3 separate regions of the Homo sapiens genome follow, and all the other regions are linked to region 1. The links are chromatin loops, found by intact Hi-C in ENCODE. Cell type or tissue: heart right ventricle. All regions are shown on one strand. Links, peaks and the distances in the headings refer to the core of each region. The heading gives the core; the rest is flanking DNA. Region 1 overlaps LINC01819 (long intergenic non-protein coding RNA 1819). Region 2 overlaps LOC112268413 (a long non-coding RNA gene). Region 3 overlaps LOC112268413 (a long non-coding RNA gene).

Region 1 (10,380 bases), core at 2,716-7,715:
GCTGGTTCCAGCTTTGTCCTGACCTTCAGTCTGGCATACAGGGTAGACCCACTGGTACCTGGTACCTCACTCTGGGGGTGAGGTGGCCACCCACCTAGGTCTGGGTCCTGTAGCAGTTTGGCAGCAACATCTGGGTGATAAGAGAAGGCGATTTGACCTACTCCCAGGGACAAGAAGCTTTGACTCTTCAAGATCATAAAGTCTTCCCTCCTGGCCTTGGGTCCTCCTGTTGCGGGAGAGGTGAGGTGGGGTGAGGGTCCTCCGGGAGGGCAGGCTTGGCAGAGCCCAGCACCATCTCAGCAGACACTGCTCTTCTCCTACTCTCAGCACCTCCAAGGCAGTGAGTGGCTTTCTCTTGTCTAGAGGACAAAATCCGTTCCTCACCTGGACACAATGAACCTGTCTGTGGGATTTAGGGAGCATCAAGGAGGGAATTTAGTTTCCGCAGACTTCAAGGAAGACTTTCTGGAGGAGGTGATGCCTGAGAGCTATCCAGGAGAGAAGAGTGAAAAAATGTTAAGCAGTGGAAAAACATGAACCAAACTGTGGCTGCATCTTCCCATAGGTATGTGTAGGTAGACTCAGCATTTTACTGTTTCTGGGCATAAAGCACAGTACCATCTGCCCTAGGAAGCCCTTCTGCCATAGTAAACAGCCTCACATGGCTTCCAAAGGGCTCTTGGGCACTTCAGGGACCAGAGCCCAGCACACTGCTGGGGAGGCCAGGCTGTGCCTGGGTGGCCTGAGCTCTGGGAGTTTAAGCCAACGTGGATTATTGTTAGGAGTGAGTTTCATAGCCCTGCCTCTCCCATTCAGAGATCTCCACTCCCTACCCAGCAGCCTTGCGTAGGGTCTAGGATTCTTCTCCCCACATCACAGGTGGGCAGAGGAGGACTCTGCCTTAGGGAAGGTTGAAATTAAGATCCTAAACTAAGTTGGGCTGGGGTTAACTCTTCACAGATGGAGGATCTCCTTCAGCACGGGCTGAGGGCTGAGGGCCCCAGATCAGGGCATCAGACTCCTGGGGCTGCTTGCAGGGTAGAGAGGACCTCCATTCTGACGAGTCCCAGGACTCAGCACTGAGTAGAGAGGGGAGGGGCCGTGCCCATTTGACCAGACGTCCGATAAGGCAAGAGACTCTTGTTTTAGCATCAGAGCTGGAAGAGGCCCAGGGAGACTGTCCCTTGAAGCTTGAGGCCCTGAGAGGGACACTGGCTATGGAAGGTTGAACAATGGCCCCCAAACACGTTCACATCCTTATCCCCAGAGCCTGTGAATATGTTCTCTTAACAGGGCAACAGGGACTTAGCGCGTGCAATCAAGGATCTCCAGATGGGGATAACCCAGGTGTGCCCAACCTAATCTCAGTGTCCTTGGAAGAGGGATGCAGAAGGAGTCAGAATCAGAGAAGAAGGTGACACGATGAAGGAATCCGAAATTAGAGTGATGCTCTTTGAAGATGGAGGAAGGGACCACAAGCTGAGAAATAGAGGTGGCCACTAGACACTGAAAAAGGCAAGGAAGTGGATTCTCCCCTGGAGCCTCCAGAAGGAACCAGCTCTGCCGACACCTTGACATTAGCCCATTGAGACTGATTTAAGGGCTGCTGGCCTCCAGAATTGTAAGAGAATAAACGTGTGTTGTTTAAGGCCCTTGGTTAGTAGCGATTTGCTACAGCAGCTGCAGAAACCTAATAAGTATAGGTTCCACCTAGAGACGCAGAACTAGCCAGCGGCCGATCCTGCTCCGGGACCCTGCAGGCCCCAGCTCTATGGAATCCTGTCGCACACGGGATGGACGTGGGCTAGAGGCGGAGGTGAGGCCCCAAGGAGGCCCACAGACCAGGGCCTCCAGGGAATGTGCGTGAGTGCGCAGGGGTGCGTGTGTGAGAAGGGGAGGAACTTGTCTTCTTCGTGCATTGGGGATTTTCTAGGCAGACAATCCTCCAAAGTCATGTCAACATTTTTCTCTCCAGGAAAAAATAACTCAAGTCTCTATCAGAAACGTCAGAGTTTCACATGCACACCAGTAGACAGACTTGTGGGTGCCAGCGAGAAATGAGCTGCACCCTGGCCCTGGGCACCTTTCATCTTCAGCGGGCGGGGAGCTAGGCAGAGGGGGTGGGGGGAACCAACACAGCCACTGTGGACACATTGTGCCATCTGGACTTCCCCAGAGCTCTGGGAGTCCTATGGCGGGAGTGGCCCCACCCCTACCACACAATGCTTCCCACTTCCACCAAATCTCTGGGAAGATTCAACACATTTCTTAGCAGCCGAGAGCCATTGGAATTTCCAGCCTTATCCCAGATGTGAGGCTGACCACGATGGGAGTTTGGCTTTGTAAGGCATCTGGGGGGCTGGCAGTGCCCTCAGGCCCCCCAGCACTGGCCCGGCTGGGCTAACGTGCGTGATCCTCCTCACTCTGGGTCCTGCTGTTGGGCTTTCTGTGGCGAGCCGAAGAGAGCCCATGCATGTGGTTTTCGCACATGTGGAGAGGGCTGGGGGGCCTGAAGCCAGCAGGGTGGAGCCCCACAGTCAGGAAGAGACAGACAGCCTCTGGGGCCAGGAGTGGGGGCCGTGACAGGACGGGAATCCAGAGGGGTAAGGGGACTGAGGGAGAGCCAGAGAGGAGCGTTCAGGGAGAGTGGACACAAGCCTGAGGTCTGGCGGGGGCTAGATGTGGAGCCGGTTGGGTGGGGATGAGGGAGGCTCAGGGGTTTAGGGGCTCAAGGGCTTGGTGTGAGCTGGGGTCATAGCTGGTGCCTGGCCACGGGCTGCTGGGAGGGTAGGAAGCGAGGACAATGACCCTTTACCCAGCCAGTGAGCCCTAGTTCCTGGTGCCAAGAGCTGCTCACTCCAGGGCCAGTATTGTGGGAGGCAGGTAGAGAGCTGCAGTGGGGGAAATGCATGCCCATGGCTGGCTCACCCGTGTCGGGGAGAAAGGCAGTGGCCATGAGGGAAAGCACAGGGGAAAGCCCTCCAGGGCCAGCGGGCTCTTCAGCAGGAATGCGGGTCCTCAATGGGTGAAACCATGGGGGGAATAGGAATGTCACCCCTTTTTGCCAGTCTGTCTGTGATTGTCCTCTTTGTTAGAATAATGGCCCCCTGAAGATGTCCACATCCTAATCCCTAGAACCTGTGAATGTCACCTCAAAGGCAAAAGGGACTTGTAGATGTAATTCTGTTAAGGGTCTTAAGATGGGGAGATTATCATGGATTATCTGGGAAGGCCCAACATCATCACAAGGGTCCACATAAGAGGGAGGCAGGAAGGTCAAAGGCAGTGAAAAGGCATGTGCGAGCAGACAGAAGGGAGACTTGAAGATATCACGTGCAGCTGATTTCATTTGTTTGTTTTTGTTTAGAAACAGGGACTGGCACTGTTGCCAAGGCTGGAGTGCAGTGGTGTGATCTCGGTTCACTGCAACCTCTGCCTCCTGGGCTCAAGTGATCCTCCCACTTTAGCTTCCTGAGTAGCTGGAACTACAGGCGTGTACCACCACACTGGCTAATTTTTAAAATTTTTGTAGAGATGGGGTCTCACTATACTGCCCAGGCTCAGCTGACTTTGAAGATGGAGGCAGGGGCCCCAAGCCAAGGAATGCAGGTGGCCTCTAGAAGTGGGAAAGGCAAGGAAATGGGTTCTCCCCTAGATCCTCCAGAAGGAGAGCAGCCCTGCCAACACCTTGTTTTTAGCCCAAAGATGCTGATTTTGCCCTTCTGGCCTCCAGAGCTGTATAAATTTGTGTTGCTTTAAGCCGCTAAGTTGGTGGCGATTTGTTACAGCAGCAGTGGGAAGTAAACACACCTTCCCATCATGTGGTAGGCTCCAGACTCTGCCCTACTCCCTGCGGCAAGGATTTTCAGCGTGACATGGGTAAGGGGCCTCCCTTCTGCCTGCCCCCCAGCACTGACTGAGCTCCAGTGCAGGGCCTCAGGCCAGGAGCAGAGCTAGGCCTTGTCCAGGGCTTTTCCTTGCACTTTCCCTCATGGCCACTGCCTTTGCTCACCCATGGGTGAGTCAGCCATGGGCATGTGGTTCCCCCACTGCAGCTCTCTGCCTCCCACCATACTCTGTGGCTCCACTGCCCCCCGCAACAATGAGAATAATGTTTACCAGCTACAGAGAGAGAGGGAGAGGGAGAGAGAGAGAGAGAGAGAGAGAGAGAGAGAGAGAGAGAGCGCGAGAGCGAGCGAGAGAGCGCTCTGGAAGGCCTTGCTTCCTGGGAACTGGTTGTCAGCAACACCTGCTGTAAATGAGGTTTTAACAAACAAATTCAGGGTCTGTGCTAAGGAAGGGGCAGGAGGTGGCCAGGTTGGGTCAGTGTGTGTGGACATGGGACAGTACAGACGACCCCACATCCCTGCCTCCTAGAATGTTGAGATGTCAAAGCATCCCCTTCCCCAGGTCACTTATTTTTCTCCTCTCTCCTTACAAGCCCAAGCATAGACAACTATGCACAAATGATGCAGGACTCACTTGCACACAGATATACGCAGGGCCACAAGCAGTGCCAACATGTGCGAAGATGGAATGGGCAAACATACACGCAGAGACACCACCCAGCACACTTACAAACATGCATGCACCCACAGACACCTACACACCCATAAATGCACATACACCCACTTCCCGCACTTACATACCCCCACACGGATGCACACAAATACAGACACACCTATGCATGAGTCAAGACCACCCATGCAGTGGACCCCTGGACATCTGTGAGCAGGGCGGAAGGTGCAGGGCATCCTTCCATTCCCTCCCCCACCCCAAGCCCTCTGCTCCCTGCTCTGGAGACCTCTGCTGGTGAGGCCAGGAACGGACGGCCAGCCCCTCCTTGGCTCTGGAGCTGAAGGAGGGGAGATGGGAAAAGAGGGACCAACCAGGGCCACCTCCCAGGCTTTCGGCACTGCTGACTCCACCTGGCCCAAAGGACTTTATTCACTCTCCAATTCCAGCACCGAAGGAGAGATTTCTCCTGCAAAGATCTCTCTTGGGCTTTTTGCTGACCCAGGCCCACCCTGTTCTATCAGTGGACACTTCTAGTGTTTCTGCTGCGGAGGAGGGGGTTTCCCTCTACAGAACAAGGCTCCTTCACTTTCCCATGCTGGCTCCTCACACCCCCCTCACCCCCCCAGGGCTGTTTTGTGGCCGTCCTGGGCAGGCAGTCTTCCTCCCTGCTGCCCACTGGATATCTGAGTGGGCTCGTAGCTCCCTGTTCGAACCTCCACCCCCTATGGCCCCTCATAGGTCCTACCCTCCTGTTCTCAAGGGCTTTTTCTTTCCATTTTGTCCTGCAGGAAGGGGAGGAAGTGAAGATCTTCAGACTAAGATGGATGAAGCTGAATTCAGATCTCAGCTCCAAGGTAGGATGGCAGCTCTCAACAGCTCTCAGCAGCTCTTAACCTCTTGGGCAGCTAACCTAACTGCCCTCAGCCTCAGTTGCACCAGGTGGAATGGAGCTTATGATAGTGCCCTGGCAGGGAGATGAAATGAGATAACATGCTCAGTGCCCAGCACCCAGAAGCTTCCCAGGGTGCCATCTTTCGGAGGCACTCCAACATCACTGGAAATAAAAGGAGACCAAGAAAACCATATCTGCAACTCCTCTATGGGACAGTTGCATGTTTTAATGAGTGGTTTGCAATAGGGTGATTAGGGATACCCCCAAAAGAGCAGGCTAGTATAATAGCAGTCAGTCTCTAAGGAAGGTGGGGAAGGTCTCTGCAGAGTTTTTGTCTCATTGGGGTGAGAGCTGAACCGCTCAGAGGAGATGGAGTGTTGCTAACAGGGACCCTCTTCTCTGCCTACTTGGTAACGGGGACCCTCTTCTCTGTCTACTCCCTCATTCCTCCAAGCACAGATCAGTTTCTGCTACACTAAAGTGGAACATAGTAAAAGAATATGGCTTTGGTAGGATATGAAATTATTCACCTGCCTGGAGTCTCCATGTGTTTCCACTGGGCCCTTCTTGTCAGGTAGAAGTCAGTTGGGTCTGTCTCCAGTCTTGGCACTAAAACTCTCTCCAGATCCTCCACTCAACCCGGCCTCCTCACATCCTCTCTGCCTAGTCTCTGTGCTCACATCGCTACTTAACTCATCACTCCACACCTCGTTCCCCCAACCTTAGGCCACTGGCACAACCCATTTCGGAAGCCTCAAGACTTCTTCAAGGATCAGGATTTCCATTTTGGGGAAATCAGATAGTTCTCATATACTAGCCTGTTTGAAATGGCAACAGGAACAAGAAGCAGCAGCCACCATCCTGCTCAGAAAGCATCTCATGACCTTTCCTTTAAATATCTTCGTCAGGCTGTCCCGACTTTCCAATGGGTTAGATTTCAAAATGTTTCTATGAAGTGGTTTGGCATTTCACACAATGAGCCAATAGAAAGTCGAGAACTCAGGGTTATGAATGGGGCTCAGTTTTCCAGGTTGGGGCATAATAAATGCCCATTAAACCCATCTCAAAGCTGGGCTGCCATTCAGCTACACGGGAAGGACAGAAAACCCTACTGTTGCAAGACCTGTAGTAGAAATGGAAAAATCACAATGCGGATCTGGAAAAGTCAACCTATTTTCTCTTGAAAACTGATGCTTGAAGGAAAGCAGGGTTCTTAACAGGAGGATGGGCAGATGGGTGTGGCATTCTGAAGGAAAGTTTTCAAGGGCTTTTGAAGTCGAAAACTTCTATTCTTCATCATTCTAGTTATCTCTCTGACTTTCAGTCTGCCTTTTTCTTGACTTGGGGGTGGGCCTGCCCTGTCTCAGTCAGCACGTTGGCTGGGTAGACTGAACATACAGTGGGAAAAGGACCTCTTGAGGTAATTGGGGTAAGGTCGGAAGAAAGGGAGATGACCGAAGTAGGCTCTGGGATTTGGAATTTCTGTTTTAAAGATGGCCTGAGGAAGAATGAGCAGAACTGAACCCATTACAGTTTAAAACAAAAACAAAAAACAGGGAAGAATAGAGAGATTACGGAACATGTGTGACCGCCCCCCCCCCCCCCAACCTCCCAGACAAGTTCCAAGGCTGACCACCAGGTGACACCACAGGCCCAGGACAGCTTGGTTGCTGTCTGCAGTCAGTGGGGGACCTCAAGTAAGTTGGGGAGCCAGCCAGCGGTTCAGATCCGCCTTCATTCTGACTGCCCTGGAGGCAAAGCCAGCCAATGCCCTTCTCCTGCTTTCCCGGGTCACCACCTGGGCTCTCCTGAAGGGATTCTGCTGATAATCAAGGTGAGGTGGGGTGTGGAATGGTGCTCAGAGGGCCAGGGTCCAGGGAGAAGAGGCTGAATGAGGAGCAGAGGAAGGGGCTCGGGAAGGCAGTCACAGAACCCGATAGCAGAGGGGATGGAAAACAATGAACCTTTATTGAGAGTCCGCCCCCACTCACAGGTTCTGGCCAAGGGAGGCCCAGAGGGGAAATCAAGCAGCCCCACCCACAGGGCTGCCCACAGATGCAGGTGATTCACAGTTTAGGCTGGGCTGATAACAGCCCCCGCCAGCTGAGAATGGGGCCTTTGTGCAGTGCCGTCCTCGGGCCCCCTCGCAGCTGGGCCGGCTGCAGCAAGCCTGGGAGGAGGGCTGGATGGCAGGCGGCGGCGGGGCTGGATGGGAAAATGCGGAGAAACCCAGCAGCCTCCGCGGTGAAGGGAACTTTGAGGTGCCACAGGGCACATGTGCAGGGGAGAGAGACGGCGTGGTTGGAGCACTTTCCTTCCAGATTTTCCATCTCAGCTGTGTCCCCCAGCCATTCACTCATTTCCCCAGGGATAAAAAAAAAAAAAAAAAAAAAAAAAAAAAAAACGCGGCTTGCAGTACTAAGGGTTGCGAATGGCTCAAACTTGACTTGAATCAGCTTGGTGAGAGGGGGATGTTGACTATTGGCTCAAGCAGGGCAAAGACAGAGCAGGCCCTGAAGAGGCCAGAATGAGGCCTACTCACCCACCAGACTATCACCTCCTGTCTCTTCTCTCTCTGTCTCTCAGAGGTGAGCAACACCCTTTCTTCCGCAAATGGGCTTTGTGCACCCTCCTTCCCCTGCAGGAATAATGCCTGTGGTCGGTTCAGCATTACATCCTCACAGTCTCATGACCAGAAAGGAAATTGTACTGTCTGCTACCAGGCTTGCTTAGAAAAAGTCCTGAGGGGAGTTTGAGACCGTCCTGGGCAACATAGTGAGACCCCGTCTCTATGAATTTTTTTTTTTTTTAAGTTAGCCGGATGTGGTCGTGCGTGCCTGTAGTCCCATCTACTCCAGAGGCTGAGGTGGGAGGATTGCTTGAGCCCAGTTCAAGGTTGCAGTGAGCCATGATCATGCCACTGCACTCCAGCCTGGGCAACAGAGCAAGACCCTGTCTCAACTTTTTTTTTTTTTTTTTTTGAGATGGAGTGTTGCTCTGTCGTCCAGGCTGGAGTGCAGTGGTGCAATCTCAATCTCGGCTCACTGCAACCCCTGGCTCCCACGTTCCAGCGATTCTCCCACCTCAGCCTCCCGAGTAGCTGGGATTATAGGTGCACCACCACACCCGGCTAATTTTTGTATTTTTTGTGGAGATGGGGTTTTGCCACGTTGGCCAGACTGGTCTCAAACTCCTGACCTCAGGTGATCCACCGTCTTGGCCTCCCAAAGTGCTGGGATCACAGGTGTGAACCACCATGCCCAGCCTTCAACTTTTTTGAAAAAAAGAAAAGAAAAGCAAAAGGCCTGAGGAAGAACCCTGATTGGATCCACTTGAATCATGTGTCCAGTTCTGGGCAATTGCTGTGGTCAGAGGTCATTTTCCCAGATTGAGTCCCTTGCCTGCCCCTGTGGCCAGGGGGAGTGGGGCACATGGCAGACAAATCCAAGAACCTTCTTGCTGTGTACTTGGGGTCTCATGTGGCAGAACTGCTAGTTGGCCCCCAGAACAATTTTCCCTTTTCTCTCATAGACCAAAAGGTGTTTACTGGAATAAAAACTACATTTTCCAGGCTCCCTTGCAGCTAAGTATAGCTACATGTCTAACAGTTCTGGCCAATGGGATATGAGCAAAAGCATTGTCTGTGACTTCCAGATGGTGTCCTTAAAAGGAGAGAACCTGCTTCTGGGGCCCTCTCTCCCCAACTTCGTGCAGGCTAGAAGCCTATGTGATGGAGTGTCATCTTGGATCCTATGGGTGAGGGCAGGACCAGAGGGATGGCACATCAGTAAGTGAGTTAGAAGAAGTACAAGTGCCTGATACTATTTTGATCCCAAACTGTCTATGCCTGGACTGTTGCACAAGAGGAAAGAAACAGCGATCTTGTTTGAGCCACTCTTATTTTGGATCTCTGTTATATCAGCCAAGTCTATATCCTAATTAATACATCTTGGGACCTTCTCTTGGTACACATTGCTGTGGGCTGAAACTCTATCTCTTGTGTGAGGACTAATTTTGTTCCCTGCATCCAAATCCAGAAAAATTCTGCCTGTGGCCAGCCTCCCCTCTGCTGAGAGTGTGGCAAGACACCTAACAGGGCCAGATCTGCTCACCCTAACCTGAGAAGTTAATTTCATTTTTCCCCCTCTATCCTGACTCCATGCCACTGGTATGTTCAAAGGATTTTGCATACGGGTTAGAGCAGCCTTTGCTTCAGCTCAGGAGCTGCTATGGAGTGGAGGTCATGGCCCTCTCATCTGCTGGGGGTCCTGAGTGCTGGAGCCATGGAGAAATGTGAAGGTATCGCTCCCTCCTCCACTGAGTATGGGAGTGGTGCTCCTCGCATTAACGTAAGGGCTAGCGCAGCAAACAGCCCGTCTCCCCCTGAGACAGGGAACTAGAGGCCCAGTTACCGAGAGCTGAGCAATGGAACATTCAGGAAGAACTGCTCTTCTCCTGGTACCTGGGAATGTTCCAGCCCTAGGATCCCACCCAGATCCTCTGTGGCCTAAGGGAGGAAAAAGAAAGGGCCAGAGGGCCAGGTGTGGTGGCTCATGTCTGTAATCCTAGCACTTTGGGAGACCCAGTCAGGAGGATCCCTTTAGCCCAGGAGTTCGAGACTAGCCTGGGCAACATAGGGAGACCTCGTCTCTGTTATTTTTAAAACAGTTTTTAAAATATATAATTAGAAAAAGAAAGGGCCAGAGGGCAAAAGAACACTAGTGTGATAGGTCCTGGGCTCCTGAGATTGGGGAGAGGCAGTATCTGTGACGTGCTATAGGCCAGTGTAAGAGACGGGGCACAGAAAGTCATCGAATGGTTCTGTGTCTAACAATGCCCCACCCTCATTCCAAGCTTTCATAATTAAAGAAGCATAATTGAGTGGAGCCCAATTGGGAAAATCCAGAAGGAAACGTTGCCTCAGGACCACAAAAACAGGCTGAGGCTGGGCTGGGCTCTTCCTTTCTTTC
Region 2 (10,380 bases), core at 3,269-8,268, 49 kb after region 1:
TCTCCAAGGTCACTTTGCTCCTTGTTGTGGCTGTCAGCCTGTGCCTGCTATCCGCTCTCTGAACCGCCTCTCTCTAAGCTGACGCCCATCTCTCTTTCATCCCTTCCAATGAACCACATACCCAAGGCTCTTGTGTGTGGCCAACGTTTGGTCAAGTTCGGGAGGAATGGGGGGTGATTATAGCACAAGGTCAAAAACAACTTCAAGAACACATATCACATCTTCAAAACATGTTGGTCACTCCCCAGCACAGGGAATCTCTTCCTGGCATTGCTTCTTGGCCGGTCCTTACTCTGCCCCACACCACATTCTCTAAGCCTCCCTCTCTCTCCTGATGCCAGGTATCTCTCTGTTCTCATCCATTTCTTGTGCCTTGACCGCGTTCCTGAGCGGCCCTCACAGCATCAGCATTAGCATTCCTTTCGCTTTATTACGCAGATCTGTTCAGTTCTTGCTTCATCTCAGCCGTACATATTCAGGGGCCCTCAGTTTTCTAAACCCTTGACCCATCACTGTGTTTCTGTAGGCAGAAGGCTAACAAGCCCTGAGATGAATGATGCTCTTCCCAAGGAAGGCAGAGGAGGCGACAGTCCATTTGCGTTCTCTCCTCTGCAAGTACAGGATCTCGTTTGATTCTCAAAACCACCCTAGAGGAGACAGGAGGCACCTGAGGCCCAGAGACGTGAAGCCACCTGTCCAAGGCCATACAGCAGGTAAGAGGCAGGGTCGGGCCCCACACTGTGCTCCAGTGCCCCTGTTCTCAAGAGGAGCAACCCGCATTATCTTGTGTCATCTCTGAGTGCTCTGTGACACGAGACTTATTTTCTCTTTCCCACTCCTAACCAGGCTGGTCCCATGACAGCCACATGCAGGGCCCACCTGCCCTGCCAACACCGTGCTCAGGGCAAACACAGCTCTAGGGACACTCTCCTTGGATGCATCCTACTTAACAGTCCCCTGAACGCACCCACATGGACTCCAGCCTCAGATTCCCAAATGTCCTGCCCCCACCCACTTGCAGGGCCAGGTCAGTCCCCACTAGAGGGTGGGAGGGGAGGTGGTAGTGGGGAGGAGGGAAGGGGAGAGGCTGGGTAAAGGGCTGGAATTGAATAGCTGCTTTCTTCTCAGAGGCTTCCCCCACCTCCAAGTGGTCATTGATTAACCCTCTAGACCAGATAAACCCTCCATGGGAGGAAAAAAATGTGTGTTTATCTTGGGTCATAAAACATCAATATTGACTTCTCACCGGTAAAGCCCCAGGGGAAGAGGAGGTGGGGGCTGTGGGAGCAAGCCAGCCTGGGACACACTTGCCTGACACCCAGAGGCCAGCACACACATTCTCCTTCCCTATCGAGAAGAAGCCAGATTCCCACCCCACCTCCACCTCAAAGGCATGCCCTGAGCCAGAGGCCTGGTCTCGCTGGGCCTCTTCTCTGCAACCCGCAGCTGCATGGAGCCCCTTCCCCTTCCTGCATTGCCCCTCTGCCCTGCTCCCTGCAGATAACAGAGTTATACCGGACCCAGGTCAGGAATCAGACTGCCCCTGCTCTGCTGTTTCCCAGCTCCAGGACTTGGACAAGTGGCCCGATTTATGCCTCAGTTTCCTCGTTTATGAAATGGCCATAGTAATAGCACCCTGCTCTCATCACTGTTTAGGATGATCAAACAGGATCACGTACGCATATAACAAGCACTAGAGCTGGTCCTGCTGTAAACAGCATCACTCACTCTCTCTCCTCTCCTCCTGCCTCTTGATACACAGCCCTTTGTGGACCTTCCTCCTTGCTCTTGGCTGAGGCCTCCCTGATGGGGTGGACAAGACCATATTCACACAGGGCCAGAAACCAGAGGTGGTCATGGTCCCGCCAGGACTGGGGGATCTCTCATCCCTCTTCCCTCTGGCCTAGAATGAATCAGCTCTCCTGACACCCTCTTGGGCTGGCATTTTCCATCAGAGGGCCTGAGGAGGGTGTCTGTGGCCATGTGCTGCTCCGGGTGGGGACTCCGGGTCTAAGCATGCAGCTCCACACAGCTCAGGGACCCTCACACCTTCATTCTGGGGTCTTCTCTCTGTCCTCCATCTCCTTCCTTTTTGGGGTAAAGGTGTTTCTCCCCCTCCTCCCTGTCCTTCTGAGGGTAGGAATGAGGATGTTCTCCATGCAGAATCTCCAGCCACCCTGGCCTGGGCACTTTCTACCACATTTAATCCTGGACTTGGGGAGCAGTGGGGGAGGCATTTGGGGCTCCTTGATCCTTACTCAAGGCCGGCGCCCTCCATTCCCCTGGCCCCAGGTGAGCCCCACCTGATGCCCTGGGAGGCCCAGGCCCCAGACCCATGTGCCCTCCATCCACTGGGAGGCCCAGGCCCCAGACCCATGTGCCCTCCATCCAGCTGGACAGCGGGGCCCTGTCCCTGGGTACCTGGTCAATAATTAACACTGAGCAAACTCGGGCCATGGCCAGGCCTCCCAGGAGGATCAAGATGAGACAAAAGCCCTCCTGTCTGGCTGTGCTGCCATCTTGGTGGAGGGTTACTGGCCCCTCAGTCACCCCAGAGTGACAAACAGCCCCATCTCCATCAGGGAACTAGAGCAGCTGCTACCCAGCAAGGCACTGGTGACACTAGGCCCTAGAGGAGGACAAACAAGGGTGGGCAGGCAGTCACATGCCTGTTTCTTAGCTCCAGCTTCATGTTTGTGAGTAAGCCTAAGACAGAGGCTGGTGAGCTGAGGGTCCACTGTGGGGCTCCTCAAGCTAGGGTGCTTTTGTAACTTGGCTCATGGGGGGTGGTCAAACCAGAGACCTGCCCGCATCCCTTTGAGACCAGCTCTCAGCTCCCTCTTCCTTCTTCCCACTCTCCTACCCTTCCTTCCTTACTTTGAGTGTCTTCTGTATGCAAAGCTTAGTGTCCTTTCATCTCTCCCCATCCCCCAAACTTTCCACGCCTTGGTGCCTTTGCTTACAGTGTTCTCATAATCTTGGAAACCTGTCCTTTTTCTCCATCTGAGAATCTCCTTCCTCCTCCAAGAAGTCCACTTTGAGCCCTCCCTGATCCCATCCTCTTGGCACCTCCCACATGGACGCTTCTCTGCAGCTTCGCATCTCATTGAGCACTTGCGCTGCCTCACCAGCTGCATGGGAAGCTCCTTGTGGGCTGGGAGCCTCAACTCCCTACCCCTATCATGCTCAAGGGGCCATGTTAGTAGGTTTATCAGCAATGCCACCCTCAGCCACAAATTAGGCAAGAAGTTATATAATACATTCTTACAGAACAGCAACTCAGGAGACAACTTCTACACTGGTCAGAAAATTCCAGATACAAAGCAGTTCCCAAAGTCAGCCTTGCCAGCCCAGCTTCCCTCCAACTGGCTGCCCAAGATGTCTGAGAACTCATCATCATCCCTTCCTCTCCCCGCCCACCACTCCCCCACACCAGCATGCCCCCAGGTTTTGGACGTTTCTGACTGCCTCCTGATCCAGCCTTAAGTGCATTCCCCACAGCCTCCCAGCCCTTCCTCCCTGTGGCAGCCCCACACTCACTGCCAGAGCGCCCTGGGCATTCTTTCCCCAGCAGTGACAGAGCGGCTGCCAGTGACGGCCTCTTCTTGCCGGGCTGCCCTGGTCCCCCCCTTCTCAGACACACGTTCATCTCTTCCCTTGGCTCACACTTCCTCCCTCTCAGCCTTCTCGGCATCAACCCACCTGTCTCTGCCCAGGTGTGCTTTGAAACAAAAGTTCACAGTCAACATAAACTCACTACCATCTATGCTACACTGACCACCTAAAAGTTCAAGCAGAACCAGAAGCTCTTTCCAAGGAAGGCATCCCATCCCTAGGAAGACTAAGGGTGACAAGTTGGCTTTTTATTTCAGGCTGAAATCGAACTGAGATGTAGGGACCCACACAACCTCCCACCCACCCCAGCTGAGGGGAGGAAATGAGTGACAACTTGGGGGCAGGTAGTATCGGAGTTCAGGTGTCCCAGGGGAACAGACACCTCTGTGCTACCAGACAGCCCTTCTCTCAAATATTCTGCTCTGTTGTCTCATAAATATCCTCATTCTTACCAAAGCAATGACACCAGTTTAGAGTCTACAAATGATGGCAGCTGTCCTTAGGGAGTGCAGGACCTGGGGAGAAGGGCAGGCTGGGAGCCACAGGTCCTGGGCTGGGCGACAGCCTCTCTGGATCAGCCACCACTCACACCAGCCAGACCCTTTCCTTCCCTCTGCCCCTAGGACTCTACCCTAGAAACTATGGAAGTTTCCCTCCTGAGCGCTCCAGCCCTCACCAGCTCCTTCAGAGAGGGGCCTGCGGTGGACATCCTGTTTCCACGCCCCACTACCCCCACCAGCCACCCCCAACTCAGTGCCCTACCTAGGCCAGCTCTGCCATCACCAGCCCACACAGATCTGTCCACTGGCAAGGGGGACACTCCCCTCCTTTGTGACAAGTGTGGAACCCAGCCCCAAGAAGAAGTGGGGAGAGAAGGGGAACCAGCAGGGCCGGGAGGCCCAGTGGGAGTCCCCTGGGCCCCTCAGGTTTCCCTCTTGACGCAAGATGGGAGATTGAGAGGTGCTAGGCATGTTCCCCAAGAGCTGTTGTAATTTATTTTGTCATTCATTAGTAAGCCCCCTTGCCATAGCAAAGATTCCTAGGAGCTGGGCTCATGGCTTATGCCTGTAATGCTAATACTTTGGGAGTCTGAGGCAAGAGGATCGTTTGAGCCTAGGAGTTCAAGACCAGCCTGGGCAACATGGTAAGACCCCGTTTCTTTCTTTCCTTCCTTCCTTTCCTCCTTTCCGTTCCTCTTTTCCTTTCTTCCCTTCCTTCCTTCTCTCCTTCCTTCCTTCCTTTTTTTTCTTTTCCTGCCAGGCCTTCCAAAGACTTCTGGAACTTGTTCACCTCTTCCTGTCCCTACTTCTCTGCATGCACAGCCTGGGTTACAGATTTTTTTTTTTTTTTTTTTTTTTTGAGACAAGGTCTCACTCCATCACCCAGGCTGGAGTGCAGTGGGCAAATCTCGGCTCACTGCAACCTCCACCTCCTGGGCGCAAGTGATCCTCCCACCTCAGCCTCCGGAGTAGCTGGGACTACAGGCATGCGCCACTAACGGCCGGCTAATTTTTGTGAGTTTTTTTTTCTTTTTTTTTTTTTTGTATGTTTTGTAATTTCGTATTTTTTGTAGAGACAGAGTAGGAGAATCGCTTGGGCCTGGGAGGTGAAGGCTGTAGTGAGCCGTGATCGCGCCACTACACTCCAGCCTGGGTGACAGAGTGAGACACTTTCTCATATATATGTTCCTAGGAACCCCTCCTCCCCAAGCCCCAGCTCGGGGCACTGAACACCTCCTGAGGGCATAGAATGTAGGCAAACCCTGGGAGTCGGGGCTGCTTAGAGAGGCCCCCCACGGTGCCACGCCATGGCCAAACGCCCGCTGGGCTGGGCTGAGAGTTCCCTTATCCGGTAGGGATGCTTCGGAGTGAACCAGCTGACCAGACCCTGTCCGGGGACCCCAGCCGAAAGCAGGACTGGAGGGCTGGAGGAAGACAGGAAGGGCAACAGGGACAGAGTGGAGACGCAGGAGAGCTGGGGACAGGCTGGCAGGCGGGCGGGAGTGACTGGAGCAGGGAGGCCCCGTGAGGGTCCCAGGCGCAGGACGGCTGCCCCCCAGCCGCTCCAGTCGCGTCCCTCTCCACAGAGCGCTTCCCAGCCAGGCCCGCAAGTCCAATCCCAGCAAGACGGCGCCACCTGCTGCGGGGAGTGGGCAGCGCAGCTCACTCCTGTCGGGGGTTTGAGAATTGGGGGAGGGGGTAACTCCCACCCCAGGAATCACCGCCTCTTGTCTCCCCCATCACACCTCTCAGGTGGCCAGTGTGCTGCCCGGCTCCCTACTGGCTCACTCCCCCAGCCCCCTGCCTCCTCTCCTCCAGCCGCCCCCGTGGCCACAGCGTCCTGGGGGGCCTCCCCACGACTGCCAGTTCCGCCCCAGGGCTTCCCCCGTCACAGGCCTCACCGTCCCCCAGAGAAAGGCCAAGGTCCAGTAGGCTGAGCATTCCTCTGGGATGAGGACGGCAGATTGGGGTTGGGATTCGCTGGGCCCGTCCCGAGCTGGAATGCTGGGGTCAAGAGACTTTTCAGAGCAGAGGCCTGGGCTCCGTGTAGGACTTGAATTAGATGCTTTATCTGAGATGAGCTGGGCTGGGTTCAGCCTGTAGGCATGACTGGAGGCTGCCAGGCCTTCCAAAGACTTCTGGAACTTTTTCACCTCTTCCTATCCCTACTTTTTGCATGCATAGCCTGGGTTACTGCTGTCTCCTCCTGGACTCACCCTTTCTAGAACCTTCTCTCTACTGCCCAGCTAATCTTTCTAAACCATGGAGCTGATCCCTCCACACCACTGCTTAAATTCCTGCATAATCTCTCTGTTGTCTTCTGGAAGAAATCCAAACCACCCCACCCAACTAGCAGAGCCACGCTTCTTCTGGCCCTCCCAGCTCCATCTCTCAGCACTCTCCCACCTGTGCCTGATGGTACCTCATACCAGGGATACCTCGTGCCTGCCATACCTCTGCAAGAAGCAGCCCAGGCCTCACCTTCTGACCAGCCCAGCCCTCTCCCAGCAATGTATGCTCCCCATGCACCCATCACACTTCACAGATGTCACCCCTGTACTGGGTATCATCCCTTACTCAACTGTGACCTCTGAGGACAGGGACCTGGCCTTTGTCTCTGTAACCCCAGCACCTGACAGGCATACAGGAATGAATGAATGAATGAATCTGTGGTCAGGGATGACAGCCCAGAAAAATGGCATGCTGACCAAGTAGAAGACTGGTCCAGCCCTCGATTTCTTGCCTTCCCTCTCCCTCTCTGAGCCCTGTCTCTCCCTTCCTGCCTCACTTCTAAGTCCCTCCGGGACCCTACCTTGCCTTCCCTCTGGGAGCTCCCTAGCAGCCTCTCTGTAGCCACGCCACACTCCCCTGTCACCCAGCAGACAGAAACCAGCCCCCTCACTTGGCCAGGCCTCCAAAGGCTTCCCCATCTGACCAGTTTACAGTTACCAAGTCTCCTTCTCCAGGGAAGAGCCACTCAGGGCAGGATGGGGGGCGGGGGCTCTTCTGCCCACTCACAGAAGCCTCCCTGGCTGCCTGACTGGGGTAGCTCACTCTGTCCTCAGAAAGCCCAAATCACTTTGCTTGGACCTCAGACATCTTGTTTTGCACTAGGGACTTTACATCTACCCTGCAATACCATAAGCTTTTGGAAAGCCTGGACCACATGGGGAGGTGTGGCTTTTTTTTTTTTTTTTTTTTTTGAGACAGAGTCTCACTCTGTCACCCAGGCTGGAGTACAGTGGCACAATCTCAGCTCACTGCAACCTCCACATCCTGGGGTCAAGTGATTCTCCTGCCTCAGCCTCCCGAGTAGTTGGGACTATAGGTGTGCACCACCATGCCCAGCTAATTTTTGTATTTTTTTTTTTTTTTTTTTTTGAGAAGGAGTTTCACTCTTGCCACCCAGGCTGGAGTGCGGTGACACAATCTCAGCTCACTGCAACCTCCACCTCCCGGGTTCAAGCGATTCTCCTACGCAGCCTTCTGAGTAGCTGTGATTACAGGCAAGTGCCACCACGCCCAGCTAATTTTTGTATTTTTAGTAGAGGTGGGGTTTCACCGTGTTGGCCAGGCTGGTCTAGGACTCCTGACCTCAGGTGATCCACCCACCTTGGCCTCCCAAAGTGCTGGGATTACAGACGTGAGGCACGGCGCCTGGCCAATTTTTGTATTTTTAGTAGAGATGGGGTTTCCCCATGCTGACCAGGCTGGTTTCAAACTCCTGACCTCAGGTGATCTGCCTGCCTCAGCCTCCGCCTCCCAAAGTGCTAGGACTAAAGGTGTGAACCACCACAGCTGGCCCTTAGGTGTGGCTTTCAATGCTAGGTTGTCATAAAAGACACTGAGGCTTCTGTCTTGCTCTTTCAGATAACTTATTCTGGAGGAAGACACCTGCCATGCCGTGAGGACAGTCAAGCAGTTCTGTGGAGAGATCCATGTGGTGAGAAACAGGGGCCTCCTGTCAACAGGAAGAACAACCTGGCAGGCCTGTCTTGGATTCAGAGCCTCCAGCCCCAGTCGAGCCTTCAGATAACTGCACCCTTGGCTGTCATCTCAACTGCAATCTCACGACAGACCCTGAGCTGGAACTACTCTGTTTACCAATGCCTGGCCCACAGAAAGACTATGAGATAAAACAAGTATATTGTTTTTAGAAGATATGTTTTGGAGTAATTTATTATGCTACAATAGATAATACAGAATTTGGTGATTTTATGATTCTCAACTCCTGGCCAAAGCAAAGCACACAACAAGTCTCAAAGAAAAGTCTCACAAGTGGAATTGAAAGTACAAAGCTGGCCAGACAAGCTTGTGCAGACATGTATGTGGTGGAGTTGAAAATCACACACTACGACTCACACAAGTGAGTAAAACCTGCGTCTTTCTTAATTTTTCTTGTACTCTTCTCATCTAGATCTAATGAGATACTTCCTGCTGTTGACAGGCAATAAATGAATGAACGACAAAAACAAAACAAAAAGAAAAGAAACAAAACAGAAAGAAAAGAAACAAAACAGAAAGAAAAGAAAGAAACAAAACAGAAAGAAAGAAAAGAAATCTTTAACTTGCCCACTACAGGTTTCTCTATTTCTGCATGTTCAAGCAAATCTCCTTTCAGCAAAATACTCATCGTTTTCTCCCTATTCCCTCTTCTGCTAGCCAGATGTCTCTCTTCCTGGTGCAGGGAGACATTTACAGACCTCATGGTGGTGGGAAGAGGAGTTCAAGGTCGGTGTGGAGTTCTCTGCATTCTTCCCACATACCTTCCCCACACACAATGGGACAGGGCTGGTCGGGCCTGGTCCCTGGGATCCCTGGTGGCATTGGTGATGGTTGGGGATGGAGAGGGGTACTGATGAAGTGAGTGGTCCCCGCACAAGGCTGGTGGTGCAGATCCTACCTCTGTGTTCTTGATTTCTCTTTTTTTTTTTTTTTCTTTGAGACAGAGTTTTGCTCTTTTTGCCCAGGCTGGAGTACAATGGCGTGATCTCAGCTCATCACAACCTCCGCCTCCCGGGTTCAAGTGATTCTCCTGCCTCAGCCTCCCAAGTAGCTGGGATTACAGGCATGTGCCACCATGCCTGGCTAATTTTGTATTTTTAGTAGAGACGGGGCTTCTCCATGTTGGTTAGGCTCGTCTCAAGCTCCCGACCTCAGGTGATCCACCTGCCTCGGCCTCCCAAAGTTCTGGGATTACAGGTGTGAGTCACCACACCTGGCCTGTGGCCTTGATTTCTACCCTTTCCCTGGGACCTAGGACCGCCTGGCTGCATTCTACCCCTCCAGAAGAGGCAGAGTTCCGAGAGCCACTTCCTAGACTGCTTCTTTAGACATTTCTAAACTACCTCCTGGGCAGCGCCATAATGTGTTACACCTTCCTCAATCACTGCTTTCTTAAAGGAGTTCACTGAAATTCCCCACAGCTGTCATCTGAGAGTCAAATTCCACCTACCTTGTGCGGTGAAATTTAGCTGCAAATGTGGCTGGGGTGTCTCCCACACAGCCCTCTGAGTGTCCACTGGGGTGAGGGACAGAGCTTTTTGCTTCTCACCTTCTCTCTTCCTTGAGTCCTGCTGTTCAGTAGCTGTATCTCTCCATCCCGTCCTACCTCATCCGTCCTGGATGACTTGCTTCGATTCAACCCTACACTTACTTCCCCGGGCAATGAACGTCACCTTAGCCTTCACCCTGAAGGGCTACAGGAGAACGAGAATTATAGAAAGTGAAAATACATCCCTTTGCTATTTTATAAGTGCTATTTCTATAACACATGCATACCCGAAGCACACACACTTGCATGCAGAGACCCAGAGACAAGCTGATTCCAAGACCCCAAACACACTAGAGACACACCACAAACACCCTAGGGCTGAACTGGGGCCTGCTCAGGGAACCCTTGCCTGTGACTTCTCAGTATCATCCAAGGGGACCCACCTGCTCCTGGAGCCTCCAGGGGGATCCCTTGTTTACTCTCAAGATGATTGTTCTCACCCCTTCTCTCAAAGGCCCTGGGAGTGAGGCAAAGAGGAGGGAGCGCCACCTCTAATCAGATCCTCCTCAGGATAAAAAAAAAATCAGCAACTGGAGATGCCCCTGGCTGGTGGACTACTTCTTTTTTTTTTTTTTTTTTTGAGATAGATAGATAGAGTCTTGCTCTGTTGCACAGGCTGGAGTGCAGTGGCGCAATCTTGGCTCACTGCAATCTCCACCTCCCGGGTTCAAGTGATTATCCTGCCTCAGCCTCCTGAGTATCTGGGACTAC
Region 3 (10,380 bases), core at 3,428-8,427, 70 kb after region 1:
TTGCTCACAGAGTTCAGATGGTGGCTGGTCCTCCAGAGGGTTACTCTGGGCCACTCACCTGCTCGGTGACCCCACCTGCATTGATTTCTGCCCTCATCACTCAGCTGTCTCCAGCTTGCTTCTCAAAGCCCTGTGCCCATCTCAGGGATATGGCTTCTCCAGCCCCCAGAGCTCACTTCACCCCATCAGGGCCTGGATCTTGGGTAGTTATGGGAACCCCTAAATGCACCATCCTCTCTGGGCCAGGGCCAACATTTCTGTTTTCTCAGAAGGATCAAAGCCCCTTTCCTAGCCCTGCCAGGAGGAAGCAGTTTTGACTCGTGCAAATATCTGAAGCCCATTTGGGATTTTACTTTGGTGAGAAATAAATACACAGCCATCTGCAAATGATGGAAATATGACTTAAGTAACTTTTTGGTCGAGGCTCCTGGGCCAGAGGCCAGATGGAAATAAGACCTTGTATCTCAGTCCTCCTTGCACACTTTCAGAAAAAAGAAAAGGCTGGGGGAAAAAGTTGGTGGAAACTGAAGTTCAAAATGGAGTGTGCTAAATTTCTTGGCCTGGGAAAGGAAAAATAAACATCAAACAGCTACCCCATTCAAGTGTGCGTTATCTTGCTCATCCTCGCCAAGAACTCACCCTCCTCCCTTCTTTGACCGGGAATTGCTGTGCCCACGAACAGCCCCCACGCCCACCCCTAACCCAGGGCAGGCAAACAATGGGCCAGAAAACCCTGCTCAGCCAAGGCCTCTCCCCCTGCAGCCCCCAGAGGCCATAAGATTGGGAAACACAGGCTATTTTTATGTGTTATTTGTCTACCAACTGTGGCTCCAGGAGCCTGAGCAACAGTATCATCTGTGGGAGGTACCATTGATTTTTTTGTTTTAACTCGCTCAGACAAAGCCACATTTTCGCAACTTTCAGAAAAGCCAAAAAAGCAACACTCTGCAAGGCTGACCTCTTCCCTGGCTTGCCTTTCTGCCCTCCAGGGAGCTCTTTCTGGGTGTGTCTGGGCCCCTGTTGCTCTGTGCTGGCCCACACCAAGCACACAGCCCCAGATCCAGAGGGCCCAAAGGATAGCCAGTGAAACAAGGAAGGGTGAGGGGGGCAGAGAGAGGATCTGAGGAGAAGGGGTAGTGTCTCCAACTGGTGAGGGAGGCACAAACCCTGCCCTGGGGGTGCCAGTGTGATGGAGCAGTGGGGCTAACAGAAGAGTGTGAGAAGTCGCACACAGAGAAAATGGCTGCTTGATAGCCATCCATCTCCCAAGTCCACGGGTTGGGATGCTCTGTGCAGCGGGTACACCCAGAGGCAGATACAGGGCTGAGAGGGTGCAGGCCAGGTGCGACTGCCTAGGCTGGGGCTGAAAGAATCCAGCTGGCAGAGGTGGCTCACACCTGTAATCCCAGCACTATGGGACGCCGAGGCACGAGTCCAGGAGTTTGAGACCAGCCTGGGCAACATAGTGAGACCCCTGCCTCTACAAAAAATTTTAAAAATTAGCTGGGTGTAGTGCTATGCACCTGTGGTCCCAGCTACTTGGGAGGCTGAGGTGAGAGGATCGCTTGAGCCCAGGAGGTCGAGGCTTCAGTGAGCCTGTTTGTGCCACTGCATTCCAGCCTGGGTGACAGAGCAAGACCCTGGGGGCGGGGGTGTGGGGGAAAGAGAGAGGAGACGGGGAGAGAGAGAGAGAAATGCAGATAAAAGAAACATAAAGTGAGAAGGGAGAAAGGAAAAGATGTAGAGAGTGGGCAGAGATGAAAAGACATAAAGGAAGAAGAAGAGGGAGGAAGCTCTTCTCTGTTGACCCCATTCCCAGCCATGATTCCCAGCCATGACCATCAGGACAGATGGAAGAGTGACTGCTCAAGAGGACCAGAATGAGGGACACCCCCCGGAGTGAGCCATTTCCTTTCTCCATCAACACCATGCCCATGTCCTTGGGGGTGAGAAGGTAGAGGTCCTCCAGCAGCAGCCTGGCCGGAGCCACGCAGACTTCCCTATACTCTTCACTTCTCAGTTTTCTGATCTGTAAAACGGAGATAATGGTAGTAATACCTTCCTCACTTGGGTATTGCAAGGATTGACTGACATTGTGTGTGTGTGTGTATGTAAAATACTTGGATGCCTGGCACACCATGAGGGCGGTACAGATGGCAGCTTTAATGCATGTGGTGTGGAGTCAGGCATTCCGCGGGGAGAGGCAGGGTTGTGAACGCTGGAAAGGAGAGCAGAGGGGGCAGGCAGAGGAGTCTGAGAGAAGGAATCCATATGTCCCTAAGCTGGATGGCACCAGTGGCACCCCCAGTGCTGACCGTATCCAGGACCCCTGAAGGACCTGAGGCCATCCCTCCTGCTAGATTTCCCTGGCTCCAGGGCTCCCCACTCTGAGAGCCAAGGTCAGTCTCCTGCCAAGCCCTAAGCCTTCCCATTCATGCCATGCTTTTCCTTTGATGGGATGGTCAAGCTGAGCCAAGAGAAGAACAGTGGCTGCCAGATGAGCCAGCAGCTGGGGCTTAGGGCCCACCCAGAGCCCTTAACACATGTCTAGGGCAAGCAGGGAACCAGGGAGAGGCCATGATGCTGGCTGCCCCTGAGGGCCAGCTCCTGGTTAAGAATCACTTTCAGCAGCTGCTGTAGTGCCCTCAGGATCGCCACAAGGGCTCGGCGCCCTTCTGTTGCAGGAGGCCCAAGTTGGGAAGGAAGTGACAGCACTTCACCCCTTTTTTACCAGCCTTCAATGGCACCTTCTCCCACCCACCTGGGCTGACCCAGTGCCTGCCCTGTCTCCACTGTGGCCATCTGGGGAGCCAGGCCCACCCCACTACCTTCCCCCGCGAGAGGGGCCCTGGCAGCCAACCCCTCCCGCATCTCAGGGGCCAAGGTAGGAGAAGGGAAGCCAACCATGGGGGCCACTAAGAGGCAGTCCCAAGACCCAAGCTGCAATCCTGGCTTAAATTTGCTGAGCCTCCTTTTACTCATCCAGGAAATAAGGATAACCATTTTTACACGTTGGGAATCTGGTGAAACTATGACACATATCTGTAACCACTTAGATAGCATTCTGACCTGTTCCTTTTGTGAGTGGTAAAATGGTGCAATTGGTGTGTTAATCAACAATCTAAGGTCACTGGTTCAACTGTGGCTTTCAGCTGAACCCAATTAGCATTTGCATTCAAACCACCCAGTGAGGGTTGGAAAAAAAATCAAGAGGCTGGTGCTGGGCGCAGCGGCTCACACCTATAATCCCAGCACTCTGGGAGGCTGAGGCGGACGAATCACCTGAGGTCAGGAGTTTGAGACCAGCCTGGCCAACATAGTGAAACCCCGTCCCTACTAAAAATACAAAAATTAACCAGGCATGGTGGTGTGCACCTGTAGTCCCAGCTACTCAGGAGCCGGAGGCAGGGAGAATTGCCTGAATCCAGGAGGCGGAGGTTGCAATGAGCCAAGATCGCACCACTGCACTCCAGCCTGGGCGACAGAGCAAGACTCCATCTCAAAAAAAAGAAAAAAAAATCAAGAGGCTGGCCTTTCCAGAACCTCGTGGCAGCAAGAATGACAGCGCTGTTTCTGGAATCTGATGGCATGTGACCCGGACTATGCAAATTCTCCAGCCCTCAGTTTTCTCATCTGTAAAGGGGGATGGTTCTAGCACACTCTGCATTTAGGTTTGTGTGATGATTAAATAAGGTAATCCACGTAGATCTCTTAGCACAATGCCCGACCGTCACACACAATGCCTGACCGCCACGCTCAATGCAGGTGGTCAGTGCTCATAAAACAAATGAAGGCACCCTCTAGGAGCTGATGGGGAGAGATTCTGTGGGGAAAAGCACAGCACAGCAGCGTGTATAGCATGCTGCCATCTGGGTGGGAAGCAGAGAGATCAGACCACATGGTCATTTTTGCTCGGATTTTACATAAGGACATTCTGGGGAGATGCAGAAGAAACCAGTAAACAAAGTTACCTCGTGGGAGGTGGGGAAGTGGAAGGGGCGGGGCTGGGAGCAGGACTCTGAACTGTTCCCCCCCCCTTTTTTTTTTTTTTTGAGACAGAGTCTCGCTCTGTCGGCCACACTGGAGTGCAGTGGCGTGGTCTCGGCTCACTGCAACGTCCGCCTCTCGGGTTCACGCCATTCTCCTGCCTCAGCCTCCCAAGTAGCTGGGACTACAGGTGCCCGCCACCATGCCCAGCTAATTTTTTGTACACTTCTTTAACAATTCATCATGTGAGGGTTTTGGATTTACCTATCCCAAAAATGTTTACATTAACATAAAAGGTGTGCTTTCAGCATTATTATTCCTTCTGGGTGTCGGTTTCTTTCCTAATGAGGAAGGTGGTCTATGCGCCACTGCCTAACTAGACTTTTGTGGAATTCAGAAAGAAAGTGAATATGCAAGTGCCCAGAAGAGGAGGATGAGGCTGAAGATGAGCAGGATGAGGCTCGGATGAGGAGGACGAGGCTGAAGATAAGGAGGATGAAGATGAGGATGCAGATGTAGACAAAGATGAAGGAGGGCAGGGGAAGTGGGTAGGGCAGCTCTCCCGGCCGCTCTCATTCAAAGGGCCATGGTGGGACTCACTGAGCCACTGTCCCAGGAGCTGAGCCTCAGTAGAGTTAGATAAGCCATCTAAGCAGTTTGCTCTGGCCTGGGCCTCTGGCCACTTTCCTCAAACACCCAAGGCCCAAAGAAGGCCCCTCAGCCAGCCAAGCATGCTAGGAGAGTTATCTGCACGTGAGTGGGGTCAGGGGTAGGGCTCCTGGGGACCTGCCTGTGACCCTTGACACCTGGCTGGAGCTCTTGGGGGCAGGAAGGGGTGCCAGGAATATGAAGTTGTGGGATGGATGACGGATTGAGAAGGAAAAGGAGAGATTTGGCCGGGCATGATGGCTCATGCCTGTAATCCCAGCACTTTGGGAGGCTGAGGCGGGCGGATCACAAGGTCAGGAGTTCGAGACCAGCCTGACCAATATGGTGAAACCCTGTCTCTACTAAAAATACAAAAATTAGCCGGGCGTGGTGGCGGGCGCCTGCAGTCCCAGCTACTCAGGAGGCTGAGATGGGAGAATTGCTTGAACACGGGAGGTGGAGGTTGCAGTGAGCTGAGATCACACCACTGCACTCCAGCCTGGGCGACAGAGCGAGACTCCATCTCAAAAAGAAAAAAGGAGAAATTTGGCTCAGCTGAAGACAGGGAGTGGCTGGACCACACCAAGGTGAGGCAGGTACAGCCTAGTCCTGGGCTCAGGGACAGGTAATGGGAGAGTTATCTCATTTATTCCCATCAGCAACTCTGCAGCATAGATTCTATTATCATTCAGACGAGGAAGCGGAGGCTTAGAGCGTCTTGGGTCATGGTATGGCCAGCTAGCAGGTAGCCAAGATTCAGATTCAGGCACTGTGTTTCCCTCAAACCACTACCCCATCCCACCTCCTCACCCCAGATCCGGACTGGCCACTTTCTGGTGGACTCAGTTTATAGCAGCAGGATAGAAACAACCATAGCTTAGCTCAGAAATCCTGGCGGTGGCAACAGCATATGTGATGAAGAGTTCCTCCTCCAGAGGGTGTCCACGCTAATGAGACGCCCAGAGGCCAAGGGCAAACGCTGGGAGGGGCCGGGCTTGGGGATCCCCCAGGACTCCGTGCCCCTGAAACTTCAGGGGCACAAGGCTGGAAGAATGAAAGCACTTTTCATGGAATTCCAACAGGAAACCCACGAGAACATTCCTGCTTGAAGGATTCCAACAGGAAAACCACGAGAACATTCCTGCTCGTGGGATTCCAACAGGAAAACCAAAAGAACATTTCTGCTCATGGGTTCCAGCTGGGAGCTGGAGTCCCTATTCCCTGCTAAGGAGGCTGCTCAGTAGGTAGAGGGGTCACAGAAGAGAGCTTGCCTCACTCTCATGAGCTGTCCCCAGCCCCCTAGATGAATTCAAAGATCCCTTTGACCTCTGACCCCTCAGTGGAGCGCCAGCTCCCAGGGTGGGGCAGGTCATTTGGGAGCTGGCCTGCCCAGCTCCCAGTCTTGCTGCTTTTGCTTAAAGTGACTGGCCTGGCCTGGCGCAGTGGCGCATGCCTGCAGTCCCAGCACTTTGGGAGGCCAAGGTGGGAGGATCATTTGAGCTCAGGAGCTCCAGACCAGCCTGGGCAACATAGTGAGACCTCATCTGTACCAAAAAAGGGAGGGGGGCACACGTGGCGGCTCACACCTATAGTCTCAGCACTTTGGAAGGCTGAGGTGGGAGGATTGCTTGAGCCCAGGAGTTTGAGGCCAGCCGGGCAATATGGTGAAACCCCCTCTCCACAAAAAATACAAAAATTAGCCAGTCCTGATGGCACACACCTGTAGTTCCAGCTTCTTAAGAACCTGAGGTGGGAGAACTGCTTGAGGCTGGGAGGTTGAGGCTGCAGTGAGCCAAGATCACGCCACTGCACTCCAGCCCTGTCTCAAATAAAAATAAAAAACCAAAGTGGCTGTCCTGCCATCTGGCTTCCCAGACAGCACACAGCCCCTTCAAATGTTTGTCTTTTTTTTTTTTTTTTTTGAAATGGAGTCTTGCTCTGTTGCCCAGGCTGGAGTGCAGTGGCATGATCTTGGACAGCTCACTGCAACCTCCTCCTCCTAGGTTCAAGCAATTCTCCTGCCTCAGCCTCCCGAGTAGCTGGGATTACAGAAGCATGCCACCACACCTGGCTAATTTTTTATATTTGCTAGAGACGGGGTTTCACCATGTTGGCCAGGCTGGTCTCGAACTCCTCACCTCAAGTGGTTTGCCTGCCTCGGCCTCCCAAAGTGCTGGGATTACTGTGGTGAGCCACCACGCCTGGCCCAAATGTTTGTCTTTTAATGACTGCCCTTCTCTGCCCCTCCAAGGGGCATAACATCATAATCAGATAGGGTGAGGAGTTGTGAGCAGGTGAAAAGCCTCTCTTAAATTTAATTGCCTCTTGAGACTAATCAGTCAACCACCGAGTGTGCCTGGAGAAACAGGACACACCCCTCACCCTGCCCAGCCTCTGTGGCGCCTAGCAGCAGGGCCTGCCTGAAACTCCGTGTGGGGAGGGGCCCTGAGGAACGGGACAGGGTCCTGGCCTTGAGAAACTTCCACTCAAGTAGAGGGGCTCGGAGGCACTCCCACAGGAAGTGCTTTTAGCATGCTAAAAGAGAAACGACCACTCACCACAGGAGCCCTCAACGCCGCTTGTGTTTTCTGTGGGGCATCTACCATGGGCCAAACACGGTGCTGAGCTCCAAGGCAGACTGACGTAGCTCCTCCTCCCGCAAAACCATGGCCTGATGGGAGAGACCGGCGAGTCAATGGCTGTTTCTCAGTAGGAGGGGAGTCACAATCAAGGTTTGCACAGGATTCACCTGTAGGACACTCAGCTCTGAGAGGAGAAGGGAGGAGGTCAGGGAAGGCTTCCTGGAGGAAATGATACTTGAGCATGCTGAGGAGTTGGGCTGGAAGTGCCAGTGGGACTTTAGGGGGTGGGACTGGGAGGTGGTGGGGCTGACCTAAGCCCTGGTAGTAGTGGTTAGAATTTGGGTCGTGGGACAGCGATAAGACCTTAAGGCAGACAGAGGAGACTGAGTAGGTTTGGGGCACAGGACAACAGACCCCAGATGGATGGATCTGGAGGGGAGGGTTAGGACAGACAGAGGGTCTCCGAGAGCTGGAGGAGCTGGAGGTCAGCTTGGGACATTAGGATGTCTCTCTCAGTGAAGGAAAGAGAATAAATGAATCAAGGTAGAGGAGAGGGTAGCAATTAAGAAGGCAGGTGGGAGGGAAGCCAGTCTTTAAGGGGGTCTCAGAGCTTGTACAGGAAGAGTGGGGCATTCAAAAAAATGAAAGAAATTCGGAAGGAGCTTGTAGTAGTCCGTTTTCATGCTGCTTATAAAGACGTACCCAAGACTGGGCAATTTACAAAAGAAAGTTTATTGGACTTAACAGTTCCACGTGTCTGGGGAGGCCTCACAATCATGGCAGAAGGTGAAAGGCACGTCTCACATGGCAGCAGACACGAGCAGAGAGCCTGTGCAGGGAAACTCCCATTTCTAAAAGCATCAGATCTCGTGAGGCTTATTCACTGTCATGAGAATAGCATGGGAAAGACCCACCCCCATGATTCAATTACCTCCCACCGGGTCCCTCCAGCAACATGTGGAAATTCAATTTGAGATTTGGGTGGGGACAGAGCCAAACCATATCAGAGCTCCCAGGACCTTTTCATCTGCAACCATGCAGACATCCCATTCCCAAGTCATGGAGTAGCATCTTAGCCCCTATGGTGAAGCATTGGAGCCCTTCCAGGGAGGCAGGCAATGGCCAGAGGCAGCCATGGCTGAGGTAGGAGGGAGTGGGTCTCACCCAGCAGGACACTAAGAGGGACCAGAGGCAGGAATGTAGGAGTCAGGACTCCGGGGAGCAGAGGTAGCAAACTAGGGACACGTGATGGCTTCAGGTTATGGGGCCAAAAGCCAAAACACTAAGCCAGGGTCAGGTCAGGAGAGAGACAGGCCCATGGGCCTTAACCAAGACATTGGATGTGAGAACAGGGCAGGGGGCCAGGACACTGGATGCGAGTACGTGGCTGGCAGGGCCTAATGTGTGCTGGAGCAAATTCATACCAGCTCCAAGAGCCATTGTTAAATGCCAGTAATTTTTCAAGAAAGTTGTTTAAACATTGACAAAATCAGCCACAGTGGGAGTATTTACACCATGGAAATCAGCAAGTGCTACAAATCCAGGCCACGTTTTCCCCGCCAGAAAGCCGGCACTGCAGCTGGTCCAGAGAGATGGCTGAGAGAGACCTCATGGGACTGGGGCTCATGGGACCAGGTTCTCACCCTTACTCCATCACATGATTTTGTGCCATTGTTGATGTTCTCACCCTGGCTTTCCACAAAGGACTATTCAGGGGTCAAATGAGAAACTGTGGCTGGATGTGCCTGCACAGGACAAAGCATTGCATGGAGTGAGAGATCATCATTAGCGGGTTTCCTGGTGTCTTCCTGGATGTCTGATCTAAATTTAGGTCCTTGTAGTCACAGTTGAATCCCAGCCACTGCCTTTCCTTCCTTCCTGCAGGCTCTCTGTAGCACAGCCACGGGAAGTCACTGCTGGAAGGGGTCTGCCTTTGTTGTTTCACCTGCAAGTTTGCATGCATGCTTCTGGGCAAAGTCCCTCCAAACCTTCCCTGTGCCTTCTCCAACTCCAGGCCTGCAGGCTTCCTCCTGCTGAGACACTTGCTGGGCTCGCTGCTCCTCTCCTGGTATCCCAGACTGTCCCACCCTGCCCCAGGGGTTCCCCTGTCCTAACCACCTACCCCCCTCGCTCAGTCACCCCCTGAGAGAGCACATTCTTCCACATCAGGACACCTCAGGCAAGTCCTTACCCTCTCTAGGTCCCACGTATACTCTAAGGATGATGCCAGCCCACCAACCCTCAAAGGGCCTCTAACAGAGCCTATGAGTCTTTCTGGAAGTAACAGAAACTTCAGCTAACAGGGACTTAAACAATATAAAAGTGGTTGCCTACTAAGAAGTCTAGAGGCAGGCTAGTCCCAGCTACTCAGGAGGCTGAGGCAGGAGAATGGCATGAACTCGGGAGGCGGAGCTTGCAGTGAGCAGAGATCGCGCCACTGCATTCCAACCTGGGCTACAGAGCAAGACTCAGTCTCAAAAAAAAAAAAAAAAGTCTAGAGGCAGGCAATTCTCAAGTTGGCTTTGCAACTCCAAGATGCCAATGCCTCTAAATTCTCTCCCTCATCCCCATATGGTCTCAAGATGGCTGCCACAGTTCCAGATATCACATCTTCTTAAATCTCCTTCCAAAGTCAGGATGTAGGGTGATGGTCAATGTGGCAAGAGCTCTCTTTATGTGCTTTTCTTATTTGATCAGAGATGAAAAGTCTTTCTCAGAATCTTTTCCATCCCCACTCCCACAACCCAGTCTCAGGTTGTGAAGAGATAACTTTGGTGAGGTTGTCCATCACAACTTTGGAGGAGTAAATGAACCTATTTCCACATCAGTTGTTCATCTGTAAAATGAGGGCTAATGATATTTACCCCAGGAGGTGGTTGTGGGGATTGAATAAAGTGATCTAGGCTGGCCATTCCAAGTACACAATCCTCTTGGCTTGGTTGGTTCAGAGAGGGACATGTGACCTGATGATACCAACCAGAGTCTTGCTTTAAATTTTGTCTGTGGATGCTGGAGGGGGTCTGTCTTCCTCTGGGATGTTGAACAACGAGGCTCAAGAGAGCCTAAAGCAATTGCACGTAACTAAGCGATTGTTACCATTTGTCTTGGTAAAAAACAAATTTCAGGAACTAAACTCCATTTCACTGAAGCCTAAATGCATCCT

What was found. Hi-C counts contacts between places; a loop is a spot of excess contacts. Peaks named below come from ENCODE experiments on the same cell type or tissue, not always from the same donor. Only the 100,000 strongest peaks of a DNase experiment are listed, where the experiment ranks them.
Region 2: it touches region 1 in a loop (2.5-fold over the local background); 52 of 110 quality-filtered maps call a loop at or near these places.
Region 3: a loop joins it to region 1, with 2.4 times the contacts of the local background. A loop is called at or near these places in 13 of 110 quality-filtered maps.

The regions. Positions count from the first base shown.
Region 1 is chr2:43,019,099-43,029,478 of GRCh38, reverse strand. It overlaps LINC01819 (long intergenic non-protein coding RNA 1819), which reads left to right. Exons shown (of 6, transcript NR_110585.1): 5 at 1-565; 6 at 1,294-1,626. Among named protein-coding and RNA genes, the nearest start is that of LINC01819, 15 kb to the left of the region's middle. RefSeq lists enhancers at 1,660-2,475, 2,476-3,292. In heart right ventricle, for the core only: CTCF peaks have their summits at 4,813 (motif pointing left) and 7,065 (motif pointing right); a DNase peak (open chromatin) is centred at 4,788; H3K27ac peaks cover 1,671 bases.
Region 2 is chr2:42,970,616-42,980,995 of GRCh38, reverse strand. It overlaps LOC112268413 (a long non-coding RNA gene), which reads right to left. Exons shown (of 3, transcript XR_002959381.2): 3 at 8,840-9,814. Among named protein-coding and RNA genes, the nearest start is that of LINC01819, 64 kb to the left of the region's middle. In heart right ventricle, for the core only: a CTCF peak has its summit at 5,758 (motif pointing left); DNase peaks (open chromatin) are centred at 5,406 and 5,755; H3K4me3 peaks cover 913 bases; H3K27ac peaks cover 2,611 bases.
Region 3 is chr2:42,950,016-42,960,395 of GRCh38, reverse strand. LOC112268413 (a long non-coding RNA gene) reads right to left here. Exons shown (of 3, transcript XR_002959381.2): 2 at 7,194-7,306. Among named protein-coding and RNA genes, the nearest start is that of LINC01819, 84 kb to the left of the region's middle. In heart right ventricle, for the core only: a CTCF peak has its summit at 5,527; no DNase peak of the experiment used is centred there; H3K27ac peaks cover 3,374 bases.